2 separate regions of the Homo sapiens genome follow, and region 2 is linked to region 1. Evidence: chromatin contacts called from ENCODE Hi-C or POLR2A ChIA-PET data. All regions are on one chromosome and are shown on one strand. Each heading gives the region's core, a stretch centred on a gene start or an enhancer-like site at or near the end of the contact. The rest is flanking DNA. Distances are from core to core; before and after follow the strand shown. Region 1 holds the start of FOXC1 (forkhead box C1). Region 2 holds the start of RIPK1 (receptor interacting serine/threonine kinase 1).

Region 1 (5,642 bases), core at 1,953-4,452:
TCTAGGCACACCACAGAGGTGATTGGGCTGTGACGGGGACAATCCGCACAACACGAGCTAAGCTCACACCCCTAGGGAGTGATTTTTCCGGACTGCCCCCATCCCAATCTCCACCTCCTCTGCTTTACTTGAAAAAGAAAAAGAAAAAAGAGAGCTCCTTCTGGCTCCTGGTGACCCATATTTAGGACACCATCCCATCCCCCAGCACACACATTCCTACAGTGTCACCTGGTCCCCAATCCGAGCATTTCCTGGAGTGCTCGCCACATTCCCCTTCCTGGTGCTTTTCTATGGTGGGGCCAGGGGAGGCCTTGTTTTGAACATCGCTGTGACGTCACTCCCCCTCCTCCGAGCTAAGCACCCCTCGGTGGGCCCTGGGAATTGTTGCCCGGCCTGCTGGGGAGGGGCGGAGTGTGGGCCCAGGGAGGGTTCCACCAAACATCCATTACCGCTGTCGCCTGCGGGGCCTTCAGGCTGCAAGTACGTGAGGTGTCAGAAAAGAAGCCGAAGGGTTCCCGTGGGGGCTCTTCTGCCAAATGAGTCAAGAGATGTGCGGAAGCGGATGATTGAAGTACCCCGTGGAGTAGCAGAAAGGGGCATCAAAAACTGTAACCTGAAAATAAAAGCTTTAACCTGTTCCCCAAAAGACTTCATGCCTGCGTCTTAATGTTCAAATAACACCACTAACAACAAAAATGAAATAAGAAAAGTGCTTGAAATACAATCAAGCCGCTTACTGGAGGCTTGCTTCCGAGTAAGTTTATAAAACACAAATGCAAATATCTTTTCCTGGCGAATATCCAGAGCTAAACCAGTGGAAAGTTGATCTTGATAAAACTACGTCCCTCCATTTTTTCTCGCACGCCAGACACTAATTTCACAACGGCGACTTTTATACCCAAAACGGAGAGCTGAGAACACCGCTGCAGGTCGATTTGCAATTTACATAACAAGCTGTTTACACTTCACTGGGCCGATGGAGGGAGGAGGCAGGGAAGAGCAGGAGGCGACAGGCTGGTGGGGGAGGGGGCAGCGGGGCACCATTGCCTGTTGCAAAACTCGGGGCCGAAGGCGTTTCCCGCATTCGGAAAACAAAGCATCCGTAATCGCTGCGTTCATCTCCGCGCACCGCTAGCAGTGTAAAAGGCAGCTTCAAGACCGAACTCACCACTTGCTGAGGTGTTCAGGGAGACCACTTAAATCTCCTCCAGGCTGAAGCCACAGCACTCCTTAAAGCCTCGACCAGGCGGGCTGATAAGACCTTCAGGGTGCCGGGCTGGGGGCTGAACAGGAATTAAGTGTTCAGGTCCTGGGGCTTCACCACCACCCTCGCCCCTGTCTAGTGTCCTTGGCAACCAGCAAGTGCTGAGCCTCCTGTTGGTGCTTCTCCAACCCACCAGTGACTTGGCCCGCAAACCACCTGGAAAAGGAGTCTCCAGAGACCCCGGCGCACAGCAGGCCAGGAGGCAGCTGCCCCGGGATTCAGAGCAACCTCGGGGCAACCCTCCCTCCTCCAAAGGCTAATTCTAGAAGAGGCAGGTCCTCTTTCCTTCGATGTCAATGTCCATTATGAAACAGTAATTTTTAAATATTCAGGTGACACGGAGATGCGCCTGCTACACGTCAGCGTCCTTCACATGTAACAGCCGAAGCTGCAATTTGAATTTTCCTGCCAACGTGAGGAAGCCGGGATTCGAACCGGGGAGACAAAAGGGGTCCCGAACATGTCCTTGGATTTAATAGATGGTCGGAAATCAGGGGCAGCGGAGCTGTTAAATGCGTCACGCACGCTTCTTCGCAGTCTCCTGAGCTCGCCACTTCCCCCAGCTTCTAGTGAACGACTTGGGATTCAGCCTCCGGGAGGGTCTCTCCTCAAGTCGCTAAAATGCAGAATCGCCGTGCCGGGGGAGGGAGGCCTGGCTCTTTCCCGCTCCTTCGTTTCTTTCCCTCATTTCTCTTCTTCCTGTCCCATTCCAACCACCCAGCGACGGCGAATCTCAGGCGTGTGCACAACGAGCGGGGGCCCTTCCGTGCGTGTCCCCCCAGAATCCTTGAACCGCCCTCTAGGTGCGACCCTGGACGTTCCCCCAGACACACCCGTTGTCTCTGCGAGCCGGCAGCCCCGCGCATGTGGAGATGGAGACTGGCCTGGGGAAGCGTTAAGCTCTTAGACATATTTATTTGCTTCTTGTCATCACACCTGCTAATGTCACCGAGCCCGCAGCCTGACCCCTCATCTGAGCCGAAACGGGCCTGACGGGATCAGAGGGGGCGGCGGCGCGGCGAGCCGGTGGGACCCTCGCGGGCGGGCAGGGGAGCGCGGGGCAGCAGCCGGGCTCCGGCAGCCCTCGCCGCCCGCACCCTCAGGCCGCCAAGGGCCGGCCCCCCGGGGAGGGGGGCGAGAAGCAGGGCGGCCCGCAGCGGGGCGGGCTCATCCTTCGCGGGTGAACGGCCGTCGGAAACTCCCAGCAGGGCCCCGCACCCCTTGCCTTCATTTCGGCTGGGGAGGGGTCATGGAGGGGGGCCAGATGGGCGACGAACCTTCTTCCCCACCGCGAGCAGGGCCTGGCTGTGACCGAGCCCTCAAAATCATGTCCTTTGTAGCCGAGTTCAGGACAGGAGAACCTCCAAGTGGAGAAAAGCCGGAGACGTCAGTGACCCGAGTGAGACTGGCGTTGGAGAAGGGAGGGAAGGGGCTGCGGGAGGGGAGAGGCGGCGGGGAGGAGAGGCTGGGGCAACCCCAGCGCTGGCGTCGGCGGGGCTGGCGAAGGAATGAGAGCGAGCCAGCACGAGGCGGGGCGGAGACGCCAGGGCCACTCGGGAGCCGTGGGCGAAGGAAGGGTCTGCACGGGGTCCCGGGAGGACCCAGGAAGTCTGCGCGAACGGCGGGCGTGGGTCCGGAGGGCCCGGGGTGGGAGGTCTGCCGGGCGCCGGCGGCAGGCAGGTGGACTGCGGGGGGCGAACCGACGGCGGGCCGGGCGCCGGCGCGGGCGCAGGGCCGGGGCCCGGGCCAGGGCGGCCGGCGCGCGTGTGGTCAGCCCCGCGGTCCTCCGGCCTCCGGGAGCGGGCCGGCAGGGCTCGGCCTCCGGCTCATTCGGAGGCGGTTCTCACCTCCCATTGGCTGCCGCCGCTGGCGGGGCGGGGCTCCGCTGCCCGGAAAAAAGTGTAACTGCGTAAAAAAGTCCTCGCCTGGGTGACGGATGCTCAAAAGTTCAGAAGTTTTCCCAATGCTTCCTTAAGCGGCTGGCGCGCGAGAGACCGAGAAAAGGTGACGCGGGGCCCGGGCAGGCGGCCGGCGCGCGGCCCCCCCCCCCCCCGCCCTGGTTATTTGGCCGCCTTCGCCGGCAGCTCAGGGCAGAGTCTCCTGGAAGGCGCAGGCAGTGTGGCGAGAAGGGCGCCTGCTTGTTCTTTCTTTTTGTCTGCTTTCCCCCGTTTGCGCCTGGAAGCTGCGCCGCGAGTTCCTGCAAGGCGGTCTGCCGCGGCCGGGCCCGGCCTTCTCCCCTCGCAGCGACCCCGCCTCGCGGCCGCGCGGGCCCCGAGGTAGCCCGAGGCGCCGGAGGAGCCAGCCCCAGCGAGCGCCGGGAGAGGCGGCAGCGCAGCCGGACGCACAGCGCAGCGGGCCGGCACCAGCTCGGCCGGGCCCGGACTCGGACTCGGCGGCCGGCGCGGCGCGGCCCGGCCCGAGCGAGGGTGGGGGGCGGCGGGCGGCGCGGGGCGGCGGCGAGCGGGGGCCATGCAGGCGCGCTACTCCGTGTCCAGCCCCAACTCCCTGGGAGTGGTGCCCTACCTCGGCGGCGAGCAGAGCTACTACCGCGCGGCGGCCGCGGCGGCCGGGGGCGGCTACACCGCCATGCCGGCCCCCATGAGCGTGTACTCGCACCCTGCGCACGCCGAGCAGTACCCGGGCGGCATGGCCCGCGCCTACGGGCCCTACACGCCGCAGCCGCAGCCCAAGGACATGGTGAAGCCGCCCTATAGCTACATCGCGCTCATCACCATGGCCATCCAGAACGCCCCGGACAAGAAGATCACCCTGAACGGCATCTACCAGTTCATCATGGACCGCTTCCCCTTCTACCGGGACAACAAGCAGGGCTGGCAGAACAGCATCCGCCACAACCTCTCGCTCAACGAGTGCTTCGTCAAGGTGCCGCGCGACGACAAGAAGCCGGGCAAGGGCAGCTACTGGACGCTGGACCCGGACTCCTACAACATGTTCGAGAACGGCAGCTTCCTGCGGCGGCGGCGGCGCTTCAAGAAGAAGGACGCGGTGAAGGACAAGGAGGAGAAGGACAGGCTGCACCTCAAGGAGCCGCCCCCGCCCGGCCGCCAGCCCCCGCCCGCGCCGCCGGAGCAGGCCGACGGCAACGCGCCCGGTCCGCAGCCGCCGCCCGTGCGCATCCAGGACATCAAGACCGAGAACGGTACGTGCCCCTCGCCGCCCCAGCCCCTGTCCCCGGCCGCCGCCCTGGGCAGCGGCAGCGCCGCCGCGGTGCCCAAGATCGAGAGCCCCGACAGCAGCAGCAGCAGCCTGTCCAGCGGGAGCAGCCCCCCGGGCAGCCTGCCGTCGGCGCGGCCGCTCAGCCTGGACGGTGCGGATTCCGCGCCGCCGCCGCCCGCGCCCTCCGCCCCGCCGCCGCACCATAGCCAGGGCTTCAGCGTGGACAACATCATGACGTCGCTGCGGGGGTCGCCGCAGAGCGCGGCCGCGGAGCTCAGCTCCGGCCTTCTGGCCTCGGCGGCCGCGTCCTCGCGCGCGGGGATCGCACCCCCGCTGGCGCTCGGCGCCTACTCGCCCGGCCAGAGCTCCCTCTACAGCTCCCCCTGCAGCCAGACCTCCAGCGCGGGCAGCTCGGGCGGCGGCGGCGGCGGCGCGGGGGCCGCGGGGGGCGCGGGCGGCGCCGGGACCTACCACTGCAACCTGCAAGCCATGAGCCTGTACGCGGCCGGCGAGCGCGGGGGCCACTTGCAGGGCGCGCCCGGGGGCGCGGGCGGCTCGGCCGTGGACGACCCCCTGCCCGACTACTCTCTGCCTCCGGTCACCAGCAGCAGCTCGTCGTCCCTGAGTCACGGCGGCGGCGGCGGCGGCGGCGGGGGAGGCCAGGAGGCCGGCCACCACCCTGCGGCCCACCAAGGCCGCCTCACCTCGTGGTACCTGAACCAGGCGGGCGGAGACCTGGGCCACTTGGCGAGCGCGGCGGCGGCGGCGGCGGCCGCAGGCTACCCGGGCCAGCAGCAGAACTTCCACTCGGTGCGGGAGATGTTCGAGTCACAGAGGATCGGCTTGAACAACTCTCCAGTGAACGGGAATAGTAGCTGTCAAATGGCCTTCCCTTCCAGCCAGTCTCTGTACCGCACGTCCGGAGCTTTCGTCTACGACTGTAGCAAGTTTTGACACACCCTCAAAGCCGAACTAAATCGAACCCCAAAGCAGGAAAAGCTAAAGGAACCCATCAAGGCAAAATCGAAACTAAAAAAAAAAAATCCAATTAAAAAAAACCCCTGAGAATATTCACCACACCAGCGAACAGAATATCCCTCCAAAAATTCAGCTCACCAGCACCAGCACGAAGAAAACTCTATTTTCTTAACCGATTAATTCAGAGCCACCTCCACTTTGCCTTGTCTAAATAAACAAACCC
Region 2 (5,642 bases), core at 3,143-5,642, 1.5 Mb after region 1:
GGCGAGCTTCAGGTCCACCGGCTGCCACCGAAAGATGGGACCTGAAGACAGGAGAGGTCGCTCAGCCAAGAGCCCCGGGGAGGCGGTGGTGTCTCGGCGGGGTCAGCAACGGTCTGTGGGGGGTCCCCTGCAGCGCGCAGCCGGTTTCCGCCTCCGCAGCTCCCAGCCAGCGCGGACGCCGCCCTCCCCGGCGCCTCCTCGCTGCCCTTCCCTGGCCGAAGCCCTCCCCTGCAGCCTCCTCCCCACCTGCCGGCCCTGTGTTCTCACTGCTCCTCTCTGCTCTGGGATCCGCAGGATGACGTCTGTCCTGGTTCTTCTTCTGTCTTTCAAAGTCACTAGTCTCCAGTTCTAAATCCGAGCACTCTTACCCATTCTAATTCTTTCAGTAACTCAGCGAAACGGATGGGGCCCTTCCTTCCCCGGAGCACTCCTCCAGGGACTGAGAATCTGCAGAGCCAGGCTCAGCGCTCGCCTGCAGAGCCTGCGGTCTGTGGGACCCGCCAGCAAGATGAGGAATCACTTTCGGGAGGAAGGGTCGTGCTGGGGAGGGTCGCGCCGGCGGGGTCAAGAGAACCTCCTCTAGGGTGGGAATCAGAGCCTCCGGGCCGCGGTGTTTGAGGGTGAGTGGAATTAATCCCGTGATGGACGTGGGGCCTTCTAAGGGGGACCAGGAGTTTGCGAAGAGGTGACTTTGGGAGGGGTTCAGGATGGCCAGAGGTGGAGGCTGTGACCTCAGTGAGGCTGGATCAAGGGAGGGGCAGGTGGAGAAGAAACCGTTTTAACGAGGTGGCTTTAAGCGGATCCTAAGGGCCCCAGGAGATTTAGGAGGAAGGACAAGAGGATTAAGACACCGCTTTCTGGTCGGGTGCGGTGGCTCACGCCTGTAATCCCAGCACTCTGGGAGGCCGAGGCGGGCGGATCACGAGGTCAGGAGATGGAGACCATCCTGGCTAACACTGTGAAACCCCGTCTCTACTAAAAAAAAGAAAAAAAAGAATACAAAAAAATAGCCGGGCGTGGTGGCGGGCGCCTGTAGTCCCAGCTACTCGGGAGGCTGAGGCAGGAGAATGGCGTGAACCCGGGAGGCGGAGCTTGCAGTGAGCTGAGATCGCGCCACTGCACTCCAGCACTCCAGCCTGGGCGACAGAGCCAGACTCCGTCTCAAAAAAAAAAAAAAAAAAAAAAAAAAAGACACGGCTTTCTGAGGTGCCGTGCGGCTGTGGCGGGGGTGGCTGGGGGTGCGGGTTGTGTTCATTGTCCAAGGCTCTCCAGTGCTTTGCGTGGCGTTTTGGGGAGCACAGATGAGGTGTCCCGACAGTGGGGAGTGGCTCTAGGGAGACCAGAGGCTCGGGAGGGGGCCTGGGCATTAGACCAGGCACAGGATCCAAAGTGGGAAGAAATGTGGGCGTAGAGGGCAGGCCTTGGAGATGGGTGTGGGGGAGGAGGGGGAGATGGAAAGGAGTCAGGGAGGTCTCCCAGGCTCACCTGGAGGAGTCAGGGTCTCATTTCCAAGTGCACTGGGAACTGCAGCCTGGGGGTGGGGGTTCATTTGGTTTCAGGCCTGTGGCCAAGAGACCTACCCCCTCATATTCACACTTTGGCCTCCACGGGCTTCAGAGATAGTACCAGCTCTTTGTTCTCGCTGGTTTTCTTTCCTCACCTTGGGCTGTTTCTTGCCTTTTCCATTCTGGTGTTCTGCAAGGACCAGTTCCTTCATCTCATGCACAGTCTACACTCATGGCTTTTGCTGGGAGTAATGAGTAAAGCTCCCAAATAGATGTTTCTGAGTTAAAACACTGAACACAAAATGAAGCAAAAACAACGCATTTCCAACCTCCCAAGGTCACATGATGTCTAGAGGACAGTGATGGGCAATAACTTTTTGTCTTCCCCATTAGAATGCAAGCTCCACGAATGGAACGTGGAGTTTTTTATTTTTTATTGTTTTTTGAGACGGAGTCTGGCTCTGTCACCCAGGCTGGAGCAATCTTGGCTCACTGCAACCTCCGCCTTCTGGGTTCAAGCAATTCTCCCGCCTCAGCCTCCTGAGTAGCTGGGTCTACAGGCATGCACCACCACGCCCAGCTAATTTTTGTATTTTTAGTAGAGACGAGGTTTCATCATGTTTGCCAGGCTGGTCCGGAACCCCTGAGCTCAGGCAATCCGCCCGACTTGGCCTCCCAAAGTGCTAGGATTACAGGTGTGAGCCACTACACACGGCCAGAACATAGAGATTTTTTGTGTTTAATTCACAACCGAGTCTTCAGTGCCTAGAACAGGTGCTCAGTAAATATTTACTGAAGGAATGAATTCCTTTTTGTATTTCTTGTATCTATCACCAGATGCTCTTGTATCTAGTACCTGCTTGGCATACAGTAGATAGAAAGCTTTGCTGAGTGAATAGCTCTGCCTTTCGTCTTTTTTGATATGTGTACATCTTTTAAAAAATAATGAATAGACTTTGTTTTAGAGCTGTTTTGGTTTACAGCAAAACTAAGCAGAAAGAAAATATCCCCTTCCACAAACATCCTGGACTGTACAGCCTCCCCTACCATCAACATCCTGCATTACTGTGGAATATTTGTCACACCTGATAAACCAACATAGATTCATGGTTACAAAAATGAACCAATATGGATAAAACATATACATTATCAGCCAAAGTCCGGAGTTTGTTAGGTTTTGCTCTTTGTGTATATTCAAGATACATTTGACAAATGTATAGAGATGTACCCAACCCTGTAACGTCAGACTCCACTGCCCTAAAAATCCCTTGTGCCTCACCTATCCATCCCTCCTTCCCTGCAAATCCCTGGCAGCCGCTGATCTTTTTTACTATCTCCGTAGTTTTTCCTTTTCCAGAATGTCACATAGTTGGAATCATGCATTATGTAGTCTTCTCAGATTGGCTTCTTTCACTTAGATTTATACATTTAGGATTGCTCCAGGATTTTTTTTTTTTTTTTTTTTTTTGTGGCTTCAGAGCTCATTTCTTTTTAGCACTTAATATTCCATTGTATAGATGTACCACAGCTTATCTGTCCACCCATTAAGTGATATCTTGGATGCCCTCAAGTTTTGGCAATTATGAATAAAGCTGCTATAGACATTCTTGTACAGGTGTTTGTATGGGCATAAGCTTTCAACTCGTTTGGGTAAATACCAAGGTGTGGAGTTGCTTCATCTTATGGTAAGAAGAGCTTGGTTAAGAAATTGCCAAAATGTCTTCCAGACTCTAACATTAGGCATTCCCACTAGGAATGTATGGGAGTTCCTTGTGCTCCAGATCCTCATCAACATTTGTTGTTGTCAGTGTTCTGAATTTTAGCCATTCTAATAAATGTGTAATAGTATTTGTTTTTTTAAATTGCAATTCTTTAATGACATGATGTTGAGCATCTTTTCATATGCATATACATATGGTGAGGTGTATGTTCAGAGCTTTTGCCCGCCTTTAATCAAGTTGTACATTTTCATATTGTTGCATTTTAAGAGGGTTTTTTTTGGTATATTTTGGGTCACAGTGCTTTATCAGATATGTCTTTTGCAAATATTTTCTCCCAGTCTGTGGCTCGTGTTGTGAACGTGGCTAGTTCTCTTGACATACATATCTTTTCACAGTATGTAATCCTGTTGTGCTTTTTTTTTTTTTCCTTTTGAGACGGAATCTTGCTCTTGTCACCCAGGCTGGAGTGCAGTGGCGCGATCTCGGCTCACTACAATCTCCACCTCCCAGGTTCAAGGGATTCTCCTGCCTCAGCCTCCCGAGTAGCTGGGATTGCTGGTGCCCGCCACCACGCCCAGTTGATTTTTGTATTTTTTAGTAGAGATGGGGTTTCACCATGTTGGCCAGGCTGGTCTCGAACTGCTGACCTCAAGTGATCCGCCCGCCTTGGCTTCCCAAAGTGCTGGGATTACAGGCGTGAACAACCGCGCCCGGCCTGATGTGCATATAATTTTATTATTTGATTTTTAATATACATGAATAGCATGCAGTTCCAACTTTGCTCGAGACTTCACAATTACCATTTTAAAGGGCTGCAAAATAATCACATTTCCTCCTCAACAGCCCCACTTTACAGATGAAGGTAGAGGAATGCTAACTTGCCTATGCTAACCCGCAGAGCTCTGAATCCTCCGGATAGCGCCCCCGCTGTAATCCACCCAGTGCTTCCCTCCAGACCCTTCTCCCTCTCGTGCGCGCGGAGGTTTCGGTTTCCTCTTTTACGTAGGCCGCCCCACTCGCTTGAAAACAAAGTCCGCGATCCTCTAGCCCGCAAGAGAGCTCCGGGACTCAGACCCCGGGCGCGAGGTCCCACGAGCGGCGGGGCGGCGCTCTCGCGGTCCTCCTCCCCGGCAAGGGCCGGGGCAGGGGGAGGAGGCAGCGCGAACAGTCCACGCCCTCCAGCCGGGCGCGCTCGACGCGGACGGCGGGCCAGCTGCCGGAGCGCGGCGACTCCAGGGGACCCACAGCTGGGGCGCCAGAGCGCGGCCATCCGGGCGGGGCCGACGGAGCGCGGCAGGACTTGGCTGGACGGCGCGGCCACGGAGAAGGGCGCGGTGAGCGGACTGGCACCGCGCGGGGAACATTCCGGAGGCCGCCGGGCTCAGTCCCGGTGACCCCCCTGGTCGGGGTTCGCGCGCCCTCCCCCAGCACGCCCGGGCAAGGCTGCCGCGGCGTCGGAGTAATCCCCAACCCTCCGCCGCCGCTTCTTCCCTCACCCGGGCCTCCAGACGTTTGCCGCGGAAACGAAAGTAACGCTCGGGTGCTTGCGTGGAGGCCGGGGCGGCCGCGGGCTTCCCGGAAGGAGAGGGACTCTGCCCGGGGTGCGCGCGGCGGGCGGGCCCCGCCGGTACCGGAAGTCGGGCGGTGGGCGGGGCCGCGGGCGCTCCCGGAAGTCAGGGGTGCTCCGCTAGGTGTCTCTGCTTATCCGGAGTCCGCTGGCCGCCTCTGTGCCAGAGGTCGGGGCGCTGGACTGGTAGCGGGCGGAGACCTGCCTTTGGGCCGCGGTTACCGCGTGAGGGTGGAATAGGCAGTCCCACACGCCATTAATGTTGTTTTGGTGGAGAAGGTGGGCTCCTAGTGCCCTATCATTAAGAAAAAACAGTTTGGGCTCTTCCCTTACCAGCCCTTTGAAAGGGCCTTTTACTGTTGCGCTTGAGGCCGCAGCAGGTTCCAAAAACAAAAGCATTTCTGCGTGATCTTAGACGACTGAGGGGACGAATGTGGTAACCCTAGCAGGCTTCTGTCACTGGCAGGTGCTTTTGTGAAGTGCTGCGGACCCTCTTGAGGGTTGGGAAGAGGATAGGCTGCATCCTCCTTCCCTAAGCATTTGACAAAGCCTCACAGGGATGCGGGGGTTGCGGGGGCAGGGGGAGGTCTGGGGTTGTTAGTTCTTTCTCTCTTGCTGACCATTTGGCTCTCCCTTAATCAGAGCTCTTTTTTATTTTGGGCAAAGCAGGAGGCTGTTCCAATGATTAATTCTTCCCTGACTTACACTTGAAGAAGCCAAGGCAGGAAGTGAACTTTGAAATGTGCAATGTCTTAGTACTCATCTGCATTCTGTGACTGCTAGGAAGATGGACTGAGTCAAGAGGAAATTGTCTTGTTAGAAATGTGGAATACTGCGTCGGGCACGGTG

What was found. Hi-C counts contacts between places; a loop is a spot of excess contacts on that map. ChIA-PET counts read pairs that join two places held with the same protein, here RNA polymerase II (POLR2A). Pooled maps may share reads with other maps.
Region 2: a map of endothelial cell of umbilical vein shows a loop between it and region 1 (5-fold over the local background). The contact joins the promoter of RIPK1 here to the promoter of FOXC1 in region 1. A Hi-C loop is called at or near these places in 2 of 168 maps with a recorded cell type or tissue (endothelial cell of umbilical vein and naive thymus-derived CD4-positive, alpha-beta T cell) and 3 of 50 pooled maps. POLR2A ChIA-PET finds 5 or more read pairs at or near these places in 1 of 52 experiments (RWPE1).

What each region holds. Positions count from the first base shown.
Region 1 is chr6:1,606,713-1,612,354 of GRCh38, forward strand. It overlaps FOXC1 (forkhead box C1), which reads left to right and starts at 3,203. Exons shown (of 1, transcript NM_001453.3): 1 at 3,203-5,642. The coding sequence starts at 3,734. The coding sequence ends at 5,395. FOXCUT (FOXC1 upstream transcript) reads left to right here. Exons shown (of 2, transcript NR_125804.1): 2 at 1-646. RefSeq lists enhancers at 1-380, 738-1,247, 3,961-4,060 and a silencer at 3,011-3,630.
Region 2 is chr6:3,064,102-3,069,743 of GRCh38, forward strand. RIPK1 (receptor interacting serine/threonine kinase 1) reads left to right here and starts at 4,393. Exons shown (of 11, transcript NM_001354930.2): 1 at 4,393-4,560. RefSeq lists silencers at 99-208, 4,262-5,051.